Regions from separate parts of the Homo sapiens genome. Here region 1 is linked to region 2. Evidence: read pairs that join two places in POLR2A ChIA-PET (ENCODE). Cell type or tissue: Panc1. All regions are shown on one strand.

The links. Peaks named below come from ENCODE experiments on the same cell type or tissue, not always from the same donor. Only the 100,000 strongest peaks of a DNase experiment are listed, where the experiment ranks them.
Region 1: POLR2A ChIA-PET joins it to region 2 with 8 read pairs; 2 of 35 experiments call an interaction of 5 or more read pairs at or near these places.

Annotation. Positions count from the first base shown.
Region 1 is chr12:124,023,780-124,031,779 of GRCh38, forward strand. All of the region lies in intron 2 of ZNF664-RFLNA (ZNF664-RFLNA readthrough), which reads left to right. Among named protein-coding and RNA genes, the nearest start is that of ZNF664-RFLNA, 55 kb to the left of the region's middle. In Panc1, no CTCF peak of the experiment used is centred here; a DNase peak (open chromatin) is centred at 3,061.
Region 2 is chr12:123,814,178-123,822,177 of GRCh38, forward strand. DNAH10 (dynein axonemal heavy chain 10) reads left to right here. Exons shown (of 79, transcript NM_001372106.1): 22 at 4,773-4,889; 23 at 4,971-5,073; 24 at 6,403-6,581. Among named protein-coding and RNA genes, the nearest start is that of DNAH10, 56 kb to the left of the region's middle. In Panc1, no CTCF peak of the experiment used is centred here; no DNase peak of the experiment used is centred here.

The sequences.
Region 1 (8,000 bases), 210 kb after region 2:
AGGAACTGCATGTTGAATGATAGAACTTCTGTTCTTGCAGTCTCTGGCCATTCCTGTCCCTGAGGAGTCCCACAGCTGCCCTCACAGCAGGCCTTAACCTCCCATGATGCTGTTGGGCCTCTCTTTATCTTTTTTGGGGACGGTGGTGACAGGATCTTGCCCTGTCACCCAGGTTGGAGTGCAGTGGTGCTGTCATAGCTCACTGCAGCCTCAGCCTCTGGGTTCAAGCAATCCTCCCGCCTCAGCCTCCCAAGTAGCTGGGACTATAGGCATGTGCCACCACACCCAGCTAATTTTTAAACTTTTTGTAGAGATGGAGGTAGCAGGGGAGGTCTCACTTTTTTGCTCAGTCTGATTTCGAACTCTCGGCCTCCAGCCAGTCTCCTGCCCTGGCCTCCCAAAGTGCTGGGATTACAGGCGTGAGCCACCATACTTGGCTTCCTTCCCCATTCCTGATCTCCTCTCTCCTTCCTAACCTGCCTGCTTACCCTAAATCCCCCAATTCCTGCCGTGTCTTATAGAGAGCAATCTAGCAATGGCCCTTTCTTCTTCATACCATCTTTGGCTGTACCCACTGTGTCCCACGCCGATAACCACACACATTGCAATGTGGTTCTCAACCGTCACAGAACCTGGGAGAGACTCGGAGGCCTGCTAGTGAAGTTTAACCTGCTTTTATCTCCTGACTACATAGATGTAAGTAACAGGATGCATGGCTGAAGAGTCAATGTGTGGTTTTTCCTTTCTTCCTCTTCAGGACAGCTGGAGGCCAGGCTCTGTGGTTGTCCTTAGCTGGGTGCGGCACTGCTAGGCCCTGCAGGCAGTGGGAGGGCCCCGCATCCCTGGGCCCGAGGAGTCACCCTTAGCTGGGGTTGCCAGATAAAATGCAGACTGCCTAGTTAAATTTGAATTTTAGATACATTGAAAAATATTTCTTGTGAATCTGAAATATGCATTTAACTGGCTGTCCTGTTTTTATTGGCTAAGTCTGGCAGCTCTGCCCTCAGGGAGGCTGGCAAGGGGCGCTAGTATTCCAGAAAGGGGTGGTGCAGGACAGTGTGGGCTGGGTGGAGACCCCTCTTGGGCTGGGATGTGGACGTAGAGAGGCCTTTCTTGTTCCTGCAGTAAAGAGAGAAGCTGCATGCCCCTGAGGACATGCTCCCAGGGGGGACAGAAGGGAAGAACATTGCAGGTTCACAAGAATGAATCAGGTCCTGGGTATCTGGGCCTTAGGGAATGGCTGCATGGGCCAGGGCACCAAGCCAGGGCCCCCGGGCCATGTGGCCCGCCCTCCTTGGAACCACAGAGGACACTAGATCAACTTTAGGTCACTGAGCTGTGCAAGGTGGAACCTCTTGTCAGCGGCGCTCCCCCAGTGACAATGGAGCGGAGATAGTGGTGGACCCATGAGACCACCTGCAAGACTCCAGGGAACCCATTTTCTGGAATTTTCCAAGTTGTTTTGGAATAATTCAGAGGGGGAAGAGGTGGCAGCCCTGAGAGGAAGCTAGAGGACCACCTTCCCCATGGCTGCGCAGATGAACGTGGGTTGGAGAGGAGCTGCTCATGCTCGGAGCTCATCTGGATTTACTGATTTACCCCACACATGGTCACCCATCTGCCATGCACCAAGCACCCTTCAAGGGCGGCACGGACGAGAACAAACACAGCCTTGCCTGCGTGGAGGTCACGCTCTGCAGGGTGGAGACCACTCTCATCTGCAGGGCCCCTTTTGTCATGTTGTCACAGGGATGGCGGGGGGCCCACTGCGGGTGTGATATGCTGATGGGCAACTCTGGCTTTTTAAATATTTTAGCTCCGTGGCTGTGCTAAAAGCTATATTCAGTCCCTATTTTTCCTCTTATTTATTTTGATTGATAAAAATTGTATATATTTATGTACAAGGTGATGTTTTGAAGGACATATGCATCGTGGGATCCCCACAGGATTTGACCCTCGTACAGAGCAGAGCAAGCCTCCTTGACAAAGGGAAGGCAGCAGTGAAGGGTCAGAGGTGCTAATGAGGTGGAGAGGAAGGGGAGGCGCTTGACGGGGAGCAGCACACGCAGAGGCCTGGGTTGGAGGGGCTTGCTTGACAGACGGAAGGAAGGACCTTGAGACAGGGCAGGGAAGGAGGCGGAGTGTCGGGGAAGGGAGCTTGGAGAAGCAGGGAAGGGATGGCCCTTCAGGGCCTTGGTTAGGGTTTCAGTCTCATCCAAGGACAGTGGGAGCCCCCAACTCCCCCCAAGTGGTTCCAGTTAGGTGGGGGCAGTGCTGCCCAGTGGAGAGGGGTCTCCACTTTTTGGAGGTGGGAGGGAAGGCACAGAGATAATGAACCAAGGAAAGGGCCGCACAGTAGCTGAGAAGTGAGGAGGCCAGCCCTGGGGGCAGGCGGTGGCAGAGATGGGCAGAGGCATATCTACAGGAAGGAGATTTGGGAGGAACAATCCATAGAACTTGCTGGATTGGATTTGGAGTGCATGTTAGTTTCCTATCGTCACTGTCCCAAATCACCACACATTTTGGAGGCTTAAAGTAAATGTATTCTCTAGTAGTTCTGGGGGTCAGAAGTTTGGAGTAGGTCCAAGGTGTTGGGACTGTGCACCCTCCAGCCGCTTTCAGAGAGCATCTCCTTCCTTGCCTTTTCCAGCTTCCAGAGGCATCCGTGTTCCTTTGTCCCTTGGCCCCAACACTCTGACTTCTGCTTCTGTGGCCACGTCTCCTCCTCTGACTCTAAGCCACCTGCCTCCCTCTTAGGAGGACCCTTATGATGACACAGGGGCCACTCAGATCATCTAGGACCATCTCCCTTCTCAAGGTCCTTCATCACATCCGCAGGGCCCCTTTTGCCATGTTGGTAACATTCCCAGATTCTGGGGATTGGGGCGTGGACACCTTTGGGGACCATGGGTCTGCCCACCACAAGGAGTAAGCAGGAAGGACTCGTCCAGGAAGATTCCCAGTGTCTGGCTCATGCCATGGGATGGTGAGTCGTGCCACTTTTTAAAGGAGGAAGCATCAGGAGAGGACCAGGTTTGAATGACTTTGAGTTGAATTTCTTCCCAACATCGAAGAAGACACTCAAGTCGGCAGAATCTGCAACTGTGGATCTCAAAGGAGAGTCCTGGATGTGTGTGTCATCCGTGAGCAGGCTATATATATACATAGTCTCTCTCTATATAGACAGGAGGTTATTTTAAGGAACTGACTCATGCAGTTGTGGAGGCTGGCAAGTCTAAAATCTGCAGGGCAGGCTGGCAGCCGAGCCCCAGGGAAGGGTGGATGTTGCCACTCCAGCCTGAAGGCTTTCTGAAGGCAGAATCCCCTCTTCCCGGGGAACCTCAGTCTTTTTCTCCCACGGCCTTCACCTGATTAGATGAGACCCACCCATAGCCTGGCAGGTCTTTGGCTTCACTCAGGGGCTACTGACTTCAGTGTTCATCGCATCCCAAAAATACCACAGCAACATCTAGGCAGGTGTTTGACCGAATATCTGAGAACCATGCCAAGCCAAGCTGACACATAAAACTGGCTGTGACACTGCTTATCAGTCGCAGTGAATGACGCCTCCCTGCAGTGAGTGTCCAGGCCCCACACCCAGCAGCCTCCTTCATTTCCCTTTTCCTTTCACATCTGTCAGCAAGCCCTGTCAATTCTGTCCTCAGAATACACCCTGCATCTGTTCCCATCTTCTGAGCTAAAACCCTCTTCCGAGCCACCACCACCTCCTGCTTGCAGGACTGCAGCCATCGTCAGGGCCTCCCTGCTGCCCTGCGGGCCTGTGTCTGCCTCTCCATCTCTTACCTCCATCCACCTGTCTCTGTCACTCTGTTTTTGTATTGTCTCTGTTCATCTGTCTCTCTGTCTCTGCCTCTTTTTATCTCCCTCTCTCTCCCTGTCTGTCTGTGTCCCTGTCTCTTTGTCTTTCTCTGTCTTTGTGTCTGTCTCTTTCTCTCTCTCCACAAGGGCCTGGTCATGGAGGATGGCAGTGGCTGGGGTCTGAGGGAGAAGACGACAAGGACATCACATAGTCATAAGTCTTCCCCTGTCACAGATCCATTAGAGATAGAAGTGCCAAGAAGACGCGGTCCTCGGGGAGGCTGGCATTGACATGGCCAAAGTGACACTGCTCCACCAGAGGCAGCCAAGCCACACGGTGTGGGAGAGCCAGGGACTCCAGGGGAGCCGGGCAGACTTGGGGGTGGCAACTGGGAGCAGCAGCTGAGCCCGAGGGCGTGGCAGCACCCAAGGTGCTGCAGGGTTGGATGCAGAGTGTGGTGAGCCCAGACTCAAAGTCCCTCCACCACATCTAGCTGTGTGACCTTGAGCAAGTGTCTTTACCTCTCTGAGCCTCAGTTTCCTCATCTGTAAAGTATTGTACTGACGAATGACAGTATTTATCTCCGGATGGCTGCGAGGCTGAAGTGAGCTTAAGCAAGTGAAGTCCTCAGCTGGTGTCTGGCACAGAGCAAGGGCTCAGTAGATCTTAGCTGTTATTATTACTATCCCCAGGAAGTGGCAGTGGTCCCAAGTGTTGTGATCTTGCAGAAAGGCTGGCACTGCCCGTCAGAGCTGGCTGTCCCAGTGAAGGTGACAACAGCTGAGCCTGCATCTGGCAGAGGGAGCAGGGTCTGGCAGACCTGGCTGTAGCTGGAAGCGTGGTGGCAGCAGTGGGTTGGCAGCGGTGTGGTGGTCATTTGCCGGCAGGCGAAGCGCTGAGGTCCCAGAGTGCTGCCCAAGAGCCCCGTGTTTGAAGGCACTGGGAGGTGGTCCCTGGTGACTCCAGACCTGCTCAGGTAGATTTTGCAGGGAGCCAGGGCCAAGCAAAAGCAGGAGGGGGAAAAAGCATCTTTTAGTTCCCTTTCTCTGAAAGCAAACAGTCACAAGCTACAAGCCTGGGGCTTGTGAGGATCGCCAACTCTTCTGCGCACCGGTGAGTTCTTGACAATCAGATGAACAGAGGGAAAGAGGCGTGCCCTTGCTAGCCAACTTCCTGGAGCCCTCTCAGCTGGCATCTTGGTGCTTGTACACATTTGAGAGCATCAGCATTTCTTTACAAATGACCCCATCAGCTCGCCAGTCACCTTGCTTTGCTGGAAGTTTGCCTTGGGATTTGGGAGAATTTAGTTGAAACCAGTAACACCCAGCGTGGCCAAATTCCATATGCTCCTTCTGCGTCTGTGTAACAATTTCCTTTCTTTTTTTGAGATGATTCTCACTCTGTTACCCAGGCTGGAGTGCAGTAGCATGATCTCGGCTCACTGCAGCCTCTGCCTCCTCAGTTCAAGTCATTCTCCTGCCTCAGCCTCCCCCAAGCAGCTGGGACCACAGGCGTGTGCCACTACACCCAGCTAATTTTTGTATTATTAGTAGAGACAGGGTTTCACGATATTCAGGCTGGTCTCAAACCCCTGGCCTCAAGTGATCCATCTGCCTCAGCCTCCCAAAGTTCTGGGATTACATGCGTGAGCCACCACACTCAGCCTCTATGTAACAGTTTCTTTGAAATTTGTCGGAAGCAGGTTACCAGGGAGAAATAATATTTTTAATTATTCTTTCATTTATTTATTGTTTGTACATTTTCTGTGTGTGCATTCATCTGCAGGTTGTATCTTGGAATAGACCCCGCAGAGACGTGCAAGTAATGACTTCACATTAACGTGTCACTGGCCTGCCCTTGATGTGTTGGGGGGCCGGGCAAGAGTACAAATGGAGACCCACCTTTAAAAGTCATAAATCAAGGCAGGCATGGTGGCTCATGCCTGCCATCTCAGCATTTTGGGAGGCCAAGGCAGGAAGATCGCTTGAGGCCAGGAGTTGGAGACCAGACTGGGGAACATAGTGAGACCCCATCTCTACAAAATTAAAAATTAGCCGAGCATGGTGGCACACACCTGTAGTCCCAGCTACTTGGGAGGCTGAGGCAGGAGGATCTCTTGAGCCCAGGGGTTCAAGGCTGCAGTGAGCTATGATTGCGCCACCACACTCTAGCCTAGGTGACAGAGTGAGACCCTGTCTCTTTTTTTTAAAAAAAGTTATAAATCAAGTTAGCAAAGCAAATCAAGTTAACAAAGCGGTTCTGACAATGAACTCTTCAGAACCACCTGGAAGGCCAAGCTTTGGCCTTTGGGATGCGGGGACTCCTGAGCTCCCCCTGGGTTGTGGTGGGCAGTAGGGGCTGGCATGTGTCCCACCTGCCTGTGTCCCTTTTTGCTCCACATCCCTTCCTGCCCCACCCGAGTCCTCCTGGAGTCCACACGTGTGGACACCCAGCCCATGATTCGAGCTCTGGCCATCCCTCCACACCACCCCATAGCTGCCCCCTTGCAGGCCCATGGGCAGGGCCGTGGGTACCAGCAGCCTGCTCTTCGGAGGCTGCATCTGAAGAACGGGTTTGTGCAGGCTCTGAAGGAACGCCTGCGCTGTTTCAGAAGGAACCTCCAGTGCCAGGAAATTTGGAGCCTGATACAGAAGCAACATTCCGGTTTGGCACATTCCCTTGACCCTGGAGAGGCTGTGAGTGGGGCCCTCTAAAGCACGGGGCCCAGGACAGAGACCCCTCTCATCCAGGTTCAAGGGAGCGCAGACTGACCGTCCACCTCCACAGATTTAGTTAGCAAAGGTATCAAACTAGACAAGCCCCGGGGAAATTTCTGTCCCTCGTGAGTAAGTAAAAATGATATGTATCAAACAGTAATTTTGAGGAAAGGAAAAAAAAGACAGCAAAACTCATACGATCTCATCTCAGGTTACAGAATCTTAGGCGTTAACTAGCTGATCTCATGTCACAAAAAGTCCGGGTAGGAGAGTCAGCATTTTGGGGTCTTCATCCAATTCCCCAGTGCCCTGGCTTCACACTGGCCAGCTCATTTGACCTCCCCGAGGCAGAGCGACAGGAAAGCACGTGACTCATCTCCTTCTAGCGTGTGTCTGTCCCAACAAAGTCCTAATCAAGATCCCCGAGAGATCCTCGGGCTGCAAGATGCCTGGGAAATATCAATTGTTGTCAGCCTCACAGGCTCCATGCAGGGAATTCCTGCAGGCTCAGAGGCCTTTGTCATCAGGGAGCTTGCAGTCAAACGACTTGTGGTTTTCTTCAGCACTTCGGTATCGGCCAGGATCTCTTTTCTTTTTCTGACACTCTCAGACAAAATGCACAGAACAGTTTACAAGCCCCTCCAAGTTCTCTAGTCCCTCTTGATAATTGCCTCTGAATATTGACACAGTTTTAATATACAAATTTAATACGCAGAGGGATGGTAGATGCGATGACTTGGATAATCCCCATGAGCAGGGAATAATAAAATAGACACGTGGCTTTGGAATTAATTATACTTTATTTGGCTTCATGATTTAGTTTTGAATTATATAATTGACTTTATATTAAGTAAATTTAAGTTACATAGGTGGTTGAGAAAGAACCAATAATCAAATGGAAAAAAGCCAACCTGGGGTTCATTTTTGTTTTCCTTCGTGCGGAATAGAAGTTGCTGATTCACTCGTGGGTGGTTGAGTGTTATTCATATACTCAAGAGCTTATGTTCTTTGTATCATTTGTTTGGGGTATTTTTTTTAAGTTCCGGGGTACATGTGCAGGATGTGCAGGTTTGTTACATAGGTAAATGTGTGCCATGGTGATTAGCCACACCTATCAACCTGTCTCCTAGGTATTAAGCACAGCATGCATTAGCTATTCTTCCTGATGCTCTCCCTGCCCTGTCCCCACCAATAGGCCCCAGTGTGTGTTGTTCCCCTCCCTGTGTCCGTATGTTCTCATTGCTCAGCTCCCACTTATAAGTGAGAAGGTGCAGTGTTTGGTTTTCTGTTCCTGTGTTAGTTTGCTGAGGACAATGGTTTCTAGCTCCATCCATGTCCCTGCAAAGGACATGAACTTGTTCCATTTTATGGCTGCATAGTATTCCATGGTGTATATATGTACCACGTTTTCTTTATCCAGTCTATCTTTGAGGGACCTTTGGGTAGATTCCATGTCTTTGCTA
Region 2 (8,000 bases):
TTTCCTTTAATAGATAAAGAGCTCTTGCAAAAATGATAAGAAGAGAGTGAAAGATTTAAGATAATAAAAGAAACTGGTAGAAGATAATTCAATTAGTCTTGCTTTGTTTAGGGTTGTTAAATTTGGGTTCTCAGGATCTTTCAAAGTCATGGATGAGTTTTAGGGGGTCTGGGTTCCCCCTGAAGTTGTATGGAAATTTTACATACTGTACATTTTTCTGATGATGAAAGAAAGTCAAGTTTTTGGCCCAGGTCTACTGCTCAGCAAGGGCATTTGTGAGCTCCACATCCTAACCACTAGGCTGCAAGGGTCCTGGTGTTTGAAGCAGTCAAGCAATAGAAATGCTGAAAGACAAACTTCATGCAAATCCTGATTTATTCATAGCAATTTGTTTCTCTTCTCTAGTTTGTATTTCTCCCTTGGCCAGGTAGATTTTTTTTTTTTTTTTTTTTTTTGAGACGGAGTCTCGCTCTGTCGCCCAGGCTGGAGTGCAGTGGCATGATCTCGGCTCACTGCAAGCTCCGCCTCCCAGGTTCACGCCATTCTCCTGCCTCAGCCTCCCGAGTACCTGGGACTACAGGCACCCGCCACCACACCCGGCTAATTATTTTTTGTATTTTTAGTAGAGACAGGGTTTTACTATGTTAGCCAGGATGGTCTCGATCTCCTGACCTTGTGATCCACCCACCTTGGCCTCCCAAAGTGCTGGGATTACAGGCATGAGCCACCGCGCCCGGCCTAGCCAGGTAGATTTTTGTCAGACTTTGCTTCCCTGGTTTACGTCACAGAAATAATAGAAGAATCACTGTAACAAAGGATTTTGCACTAAGTGTGCAATGGGTCACACACAAAAAATGAATCAGAATGTCAAATTCCAACAACAACAACAACAAAACAACAACAGTTGAGATTTTGATTGTGATTGCATTGATCCTTTAGATTAATCTGCACAAATGGACATCCTGTAGTATTGAGTTTTCCTATCCATGAACATGTTCTCTCTCTCTTTATTTAGGTCTTTAATGTCTCCCCGTAAAGATTTATAATTTTCCCCATAGAGGCCTTACCTATTTTTTGCCAGATTTATTCCTAGGTACTTGGTATTTTTAGATGCTCTTGTAATTGGTATCTTTAATTTTTATTTTAATTATTTTATTTTTTATTGTTATATAGAAAGACAATTGATATTTGCATTCTACTTTTTTATGATCAGTAATTATGAATTTTAATCATTTATCCACAGATTATTTTGGATTTTCTAGGCACACCATTTTATAAACTGTGAATATTGACAGTTTCATTTTAATTTTTAAATATTTTGTTTCTTTTTCTCACCTTATGACTCTAGCTAGGAATTCCTGTACGAGGCTGGATGAAAGGGGAGGTAGGGGAAATCCGTGTCTTGTTCTTGATCTCAGAGGAAAAGCTTTTGGCACTGTATCATTAAATATGGTAATTGCTGTGTGGTTTATTAGATTAACTCCAATACAATAAGAGAAATATACAGTTGTGTATATTTAACACAATGGGGATATATTCTGAGAATGTGTCAATGGGCAATTCCATAATTGTGCAAACATCATGGAATGTACTTATACAAATCTAGATGATATAGCTACTACACACCTAGGCCATATGGTAGAACCTATTGCTCCTAGGCTACAATCCTGTCCAGCATGTACTGTACTGAATACTATAAGCAATGTAATATAACAGTAAGTATTTGTGTATCTAAACATAGAAAAGGTACAGTAAAAATACAGTATTGTAATCTTATGGGAATACTGTCATATATGCAATCAATTTTTGGCCCAAAACATCATTTTGTTGCTCTTTGATCTTTGACAAAAGACCAATGACTGTCTTTGGTCATTGTCCCTGGTTCCTGACACAAAGCTTTCAAAACACTTGTAATTTCCTGAGTGATAGGGGTCACAGGAACATCTTTTGTTACAATATTGTTCTTTGTCCCTGGTTCCTGGCGCACAGCCTCTCAAATCCTTGGACTCTGGAGTGACAAGAGTGTCTTTTGTATGCAAGTGAAATGACTGGTGGCTGGGAGCCCTAGGCAGCTTCAGCATGGGGGCTGGTTGCCAGAAAGATCAAGCCATAAATTATTTAGAGGTTTGGAACTTTCAGGCGCCCATCTTTGCCACCCTTGGGGAGGGAAGAGGGGCTGGAGATTGGAGATCAACAAAGGCCAGTGATCTAATCAGTCATGCCTGTATAATGAAACCTCCATGAACATCCCTAAATGATGGGATTTGGAGAGCTTCCAGGTTGTTAACCACACCAAGGTGCTGGGAGAGTGGTGTGCTCAGAGAAGGCGTGGAGGCTCTGTGCACCCCCCAACCCCATACCTTAGCTTATGCGTCTCTTTCGTTTGGCTGTTCCTGAGTTGTGTCTTTTATAATAAATCAGTGATGGGAAGTAAAGTGTCCTTCTGAGTTCTGTGAGCCATTTCAGCAAATGGTCAAATGTGAAGGAGACGTGTGTGGGGGAACCCCTGATTTTGTAGCCAGGTTGGACAGAAGTCTGTGTACCCTGGGCACCTAATACTTGCAACTGGCATCTGAAGTGAGGACAACCTTATGGGACTTACGCCTGCATTTCTATTGAGTATAGGCCTAGACGTGAAGTTGCTGGGTTACAGGAATCCACGTGTTCAGCTTCACTAGATTCTGCTAATTTTCCAAAGTGATGGTACCCCTTTACATCCATACCAGCACGAATAAGGGTTTCAGTTGCTCCGTCTCCTTACAAATACTTAGTTTGTTGATCTTTTGGAAACACCAACTTTGGGTTTTTTTTATCCCTTCTATGTGTGGATATTATTCCATCATCTTCTGGCCTCTATTGTTTTGACGGAGGAGTTGACTGTTAATCTTTTTGTTGCTCCCTTTCAAGGTAGTCCAGTCTAACTTTTTTTTTTTTTTTTTTTTTGGTCTGCTTTTAAGAATTTTTTTTTGGTCTTTGGTTTTCAGCAGTTGTAATATGATGTAACTAGGTTCTTTTGTTTTGTTTTGTTCTTCTTTTTTTTTTCCTGATTGAGATTTGTAGTACATTCAAAATCTGCAGGCTGATGTCTTTACCTAGTTTTGGAAAATTAACAGTTTTTGCCTTATTTTTTTTCCCTTCTGGGACTCCAATTCCACATATGTTGGACCTTTCTACAATACCCTGTACATCTTACATTCCTTTCTGCCTTTTCTTTCTGTGGTTTATTCTAATACTTTGTCCTAAACTTTAAGTTCATTAATTTTCTATTTATTTATGTCTGATCTGCTTTTCCCGGTTCCTTAAACAATCCTTTGAGTGCTTGATTTCAGGTATTGTCATTATCCATTCCAGAATTTCCATTTTAAAAACAATTTCCTGTGCTCTACCAAAATTCTCAATTTTTTGTCTTTTGTTTCCTTGACTCTATTAAATAAAATTATTTTAAATTGTGTGTCTTATAACTCTGTCGTGATCATTTATGTTGTGTGTGAATCTCTTGGTTTTGTTTAAGTTCTTTCGTGTCTTTATATGGCTGGCATTTCTAACTGAGTTCTTAACAGCCTGTGTGATAAATTGGAGAGAGAGGATTGGAGGCGTTGGGTGATGTTATATTTTATCAGAGGAGATTTATTTTTGCTTCTAACAGACACCATAACTGGGTACATTAGCAAGCTAAGCTAAACTTATTCTAATCAGAGATTAAGTTGATTTGAAGCTGGGCTTTAGTTTATGAAGGGCTTATCTCTCTGTAATATCTCTATTTCTTTTTCTCTTTTTTTTTTTTTTTTTGAGATGGAGTTTCACTCTTGTTGCCTAGGCTGAGTGCAATGGCACAATCTTGGCTCACTGCAACCTCCGACTCCTGGGTTCAAGTGATTCTCTTGCCTCGGCCTCCTGAGTAGCTGCAATTATAGGCATGCGCCACCACCCCAGCTAATTTTGTATTTTTAGTAGATACAGCATTTCTCCACGTTGGTCAGGCTGGTCTTGAACGCCTGACCTCAGGTGATCCGCCTGTCTCAGCCTCCCAAAGTGCTGGGATTACAGACGTGAGCTACTGCACCCAGCCTCTATCTCTTTATTTTTAAAAATGATTTTATACTGATTTTATTTTAATTATAAAATTCAACTTTAATATTTATTTTTATTTTACTTTATTTTTTTGAGATAGAATCTTGCTCTGTCACCGAGGTTGGAGTGCAGTGGTGTGATCTCGACTCACTGCAACCTCTGCCTCCCAGGTTCAAGCGATTCTGCCACCTCAGCCTCCTGAGTAGCTGGAACTACAGGCTCCTGCCACCACGCCTGGCTAATTTTTGTATTTTTAGTAGAGAAGGGATTTCACCATGTTGTCCAGGCTGGTCTCGAACTCCTGACCTCAGGTGACCCACCCGCCTCAGCCTCCAAAAGTTCTGGGATTATAGGCGTGAGCCACTGTGCCCAGCCTAATATTTCTTTTTAAAATTTCTTTTTCTTTTTATATTTACAGAGATACAGTCTCACTGTGTTGCCCAGGCTGGTCTCAAACTCCTGAGCTCAAGGGATCCTCCTGCCTCAGCCCCCCAAAGTACTGGGATTACAGCCATGAGCCATGTAATCCCAGTCTGGCCATGTCTGGCCTTAATATTTCAATCAGCTTTTGAGTTGGTTTGAATTACCTAGCCTCCTGTTGCCACAAGCAGAAGTCCCTGGGAGGTAACTTTGACCATCAATTTCAATTCCAAATTGCTCATCATTTGTTGTTTATTCTGTTTTTTGTTTCTCCTAATTAGCCTCCTGATGCAGAGAAAGAACTGGTTGATAAGATTGAGAGCATATGGTCCAATCTGTTTAATGATTCAGTGAATGTGGAGCATGCTCTTGGGGACATAAAGAGAACTTTCACAGAGGTACCTTTTAAATTTCACTTCCTGAGTAAAGACATTGAAAAACGTATTTGGGCTAAATTAATGTAACCTCGTTTTTCTCAGCTTACTCGAGGCGAAATAATGAACTACAGAGTTCAGATAGAGGAGTTTGCAAAGCGTTTTTACAGTGAAGGCCCTGGTTCTGTTGGTGATGATCTTGATAAAGGTAAGAATGTTCCTGTTGGTCTTACTGAGCGATCTGAGTAGCAAATGTTTGAGTATGTTTTGCTTAAGAGTTTTATGGCAAGTGATGATGGTGCCGTGATTAAAATATTTATTTCTTCCTCAAATACTTTTTTCTTGGCTCATTTTAGTGGTCACATTAAAAAAAAAAAAAGCTGGATTAATGCGACTCATTGATTGTTGAGTGCCTGCTACCCGAAGGTGTTGAGAGAAGTGCCAAGGAGCAGCCTCCACTCCTGTGGGGGATACAGAGGTTTCTGCCGCAGCTCAGAAATCTTAAACACCAGCGACTGCCTTTACAAAGGCAGCGTCTTATCCATCCATCTGCCTCTCTAATGCCTGTTACATTTATTCTTTGGATTCAGATGCTTGTCCTCTGCCCTTCACATCACATAGGCTAAAATGGTGACAAGTTAAAAATACTAAAATTCTGTTTTTTTTTTTTTTTTTTTTTTGAGACAGAGTCTCGCTCTGTCACCCAGACTGGAGTGCAGTGGCACAATCTCAGCTCACCGCAACCTCCACCTCCTGGGTTCAAGTGATTCTCCTGCCTCAGCCTCCTGAGTAGCTGAGACTACAGGCACATGCCACCATGCCTTGCTAATTTTTGTATTTTTAGTAGAGACAGGGTTTCACCATGTTGGCCAGGCTGGTCTTGAACTCCTGACCTCAAGTGATCCTCCCGCCTCAGCCTCCCAAAGTGCTGGGATTACAGGCCTGAGCCACTGAGCCGAGTCCTAAAATTCTTATTCTAAAGAGAATTTGGTAAATACCATGAGACAAAAAAAATACCATGAGACAAACCAAAGACTGCTGTGGCTTCCAAAGAAATGGGTGACGTTTATTTAAGGATGCTCAAAAAAGGCATCTGGGAAATGTGGCATTTGAGTAGATGATTGTGAGCAGGGACGTAGTGACCTAGAGTGGTAGTGGTCATTGGAATTGGGGGAGAAGCATAGAACTGGGAAGTTAGAGTGGTAAGGGAGTTATCAGTAGGATGATGATGTTCTCAAGGGGGCGGCAAAGGATGGTGATGTCGACCACAACATAGACCACCTCAGATTCCCTTAAAATAGTCTCCTTTCTGAATGACCTGGTTGTGAGAATTAGGCACAATTTTCTAACTGGAGGAGACTGCAGATGTCATTGGTCTTTTGGTTTTACTTAGAATGGTGCCATGATTCTAAATTTGTCTTCCCGTGTGGTTTATGAGGATGAAATTATAATTGAGATACATTATGCATGATTTCTTATTCAATTTTGTACACCTTAAAATTGTATTTATTCACTCATCGGTGTATTTATTTACTAGGAGTAGAGCTTTTAGGTGTTTATGAAAGAGAGCTGGCAAGACATGAAAAGAGCCGTCAGGAACTGGCTAACGCTGAGAAACTTTTCGATCTTCCTATTACAATGTACCCAGAGCTGCTGAAAGTGCAGAAGGAAATGAGTGGGCTGAGGATGATTTACGAGCTCTATGAAGGACTAAAGGTGAGCATCTCCCTGAAAGCGAAGGACTCAGGCTCACTGAAGGGGATGTAGGAATTACTTAAGCCCTGCAGACTTTGATGCCACCATAATAATGAGCTTGGGTCTGACGTTGTGGAAACGCTCATTTTGGCCGCAGGGAAGGGGGATGGGGAGTGATTGCTTATGGGTACAGGGTTTCCATTTGGGGTGTTGAAAAAGTTCTGGAAATAGGCTGGGTGCGGTGGCTCACGCCTGTAATCCCAGCACTTTGGGAGGCCAAGGCGGGTGCATCACCTGCGGTCAGGAGTTCGAGGTCAGTCTGGCCAACGTGGTGAAACCCTGTCTCTACTAAAAATCCAAAAGTCAGCCAGGTATAGTGGCAGGTGCCTGTAATCCCAGCTACTCAGGAGGCTGAGGCAGGAGAATCACTTGAACCTGGGAGGTGGAGGTTGCAGTGAGTCCAGATTGCGCCATTGCACTCCAGCCTGGGCGACAAGAGCGAAACTCCATCTCAAAAAAAAAAAAAGTTCTGGAAATAGATAGTGGCGCTGGCTGTGTGACATTGTGAAAGTACTTGATGCCACGGAATTGTACATTTTATTTTTATTTTTGAGACAAAGTCTCGCTCTAACACCCAAGCTGGGGTGCAGTGGTGTGATAATAACTCACTGCAGCCTCGAAGTCCTGGGTCGAAGTGATCCTTCTGCCTCAGCCTGCAAAGCAGTTGGGACTACAGAGGTGCACCACCATGCCCAGCTATTCTTTTTTTAGTTTTAGTAGAGGCAATGTCTCACTGTGTTACCCAGGCTGGTCTGGAACTCCTGATCTCAAGCGATCCTCCTGCCTTGACCTCCCAAAGTGCTGGGATTACAGGCATGAGCCATTGCACCCAGCCTGGAATTACATATTTTAAAATGATTAAAATGACAATTTTTTTTTTATGTATTTTACTGTCATCATAGAAAAGAACTCTCTTTGGAGGTCAAGGGCTTGGTTAAGGCATGGGGTAAACTGTTTAGTTGCAAGCGGAGATTAAAAGTTGCCGTGTCAGCCTGGTGTGGTGGCTCATGCTTGTAATCCCAGCACTTTGGGAGGCTGAGATGGGCAGATTACTTGAGGCCAGGAGTTCGAGACTAGCCTGGGCAACAAGGCGAAACCCCGTTTCTACTAAAAAATACAAAAAAAAGTTCCGGGCACAGTGGCTCACACCTGTAATCCCAGCACTTTGGGAGGCAAGGCGGGTGGATCACTTGAGGCCAGGAGTTCGAGACTAGCCTGGCCAACATGGCAAAACTCCATTTCTACTAAGAAATACAAAACTTAGCCAGATATGGTGGCACATGCCTGTGATCCCAGCTGCTTGGGAGGCTAAGGCACAAGAATCGCTTGAACCCAGGAGGTGGAGGTTGCGGTGAGCTGAGATTGCGCCACTGCACTCCA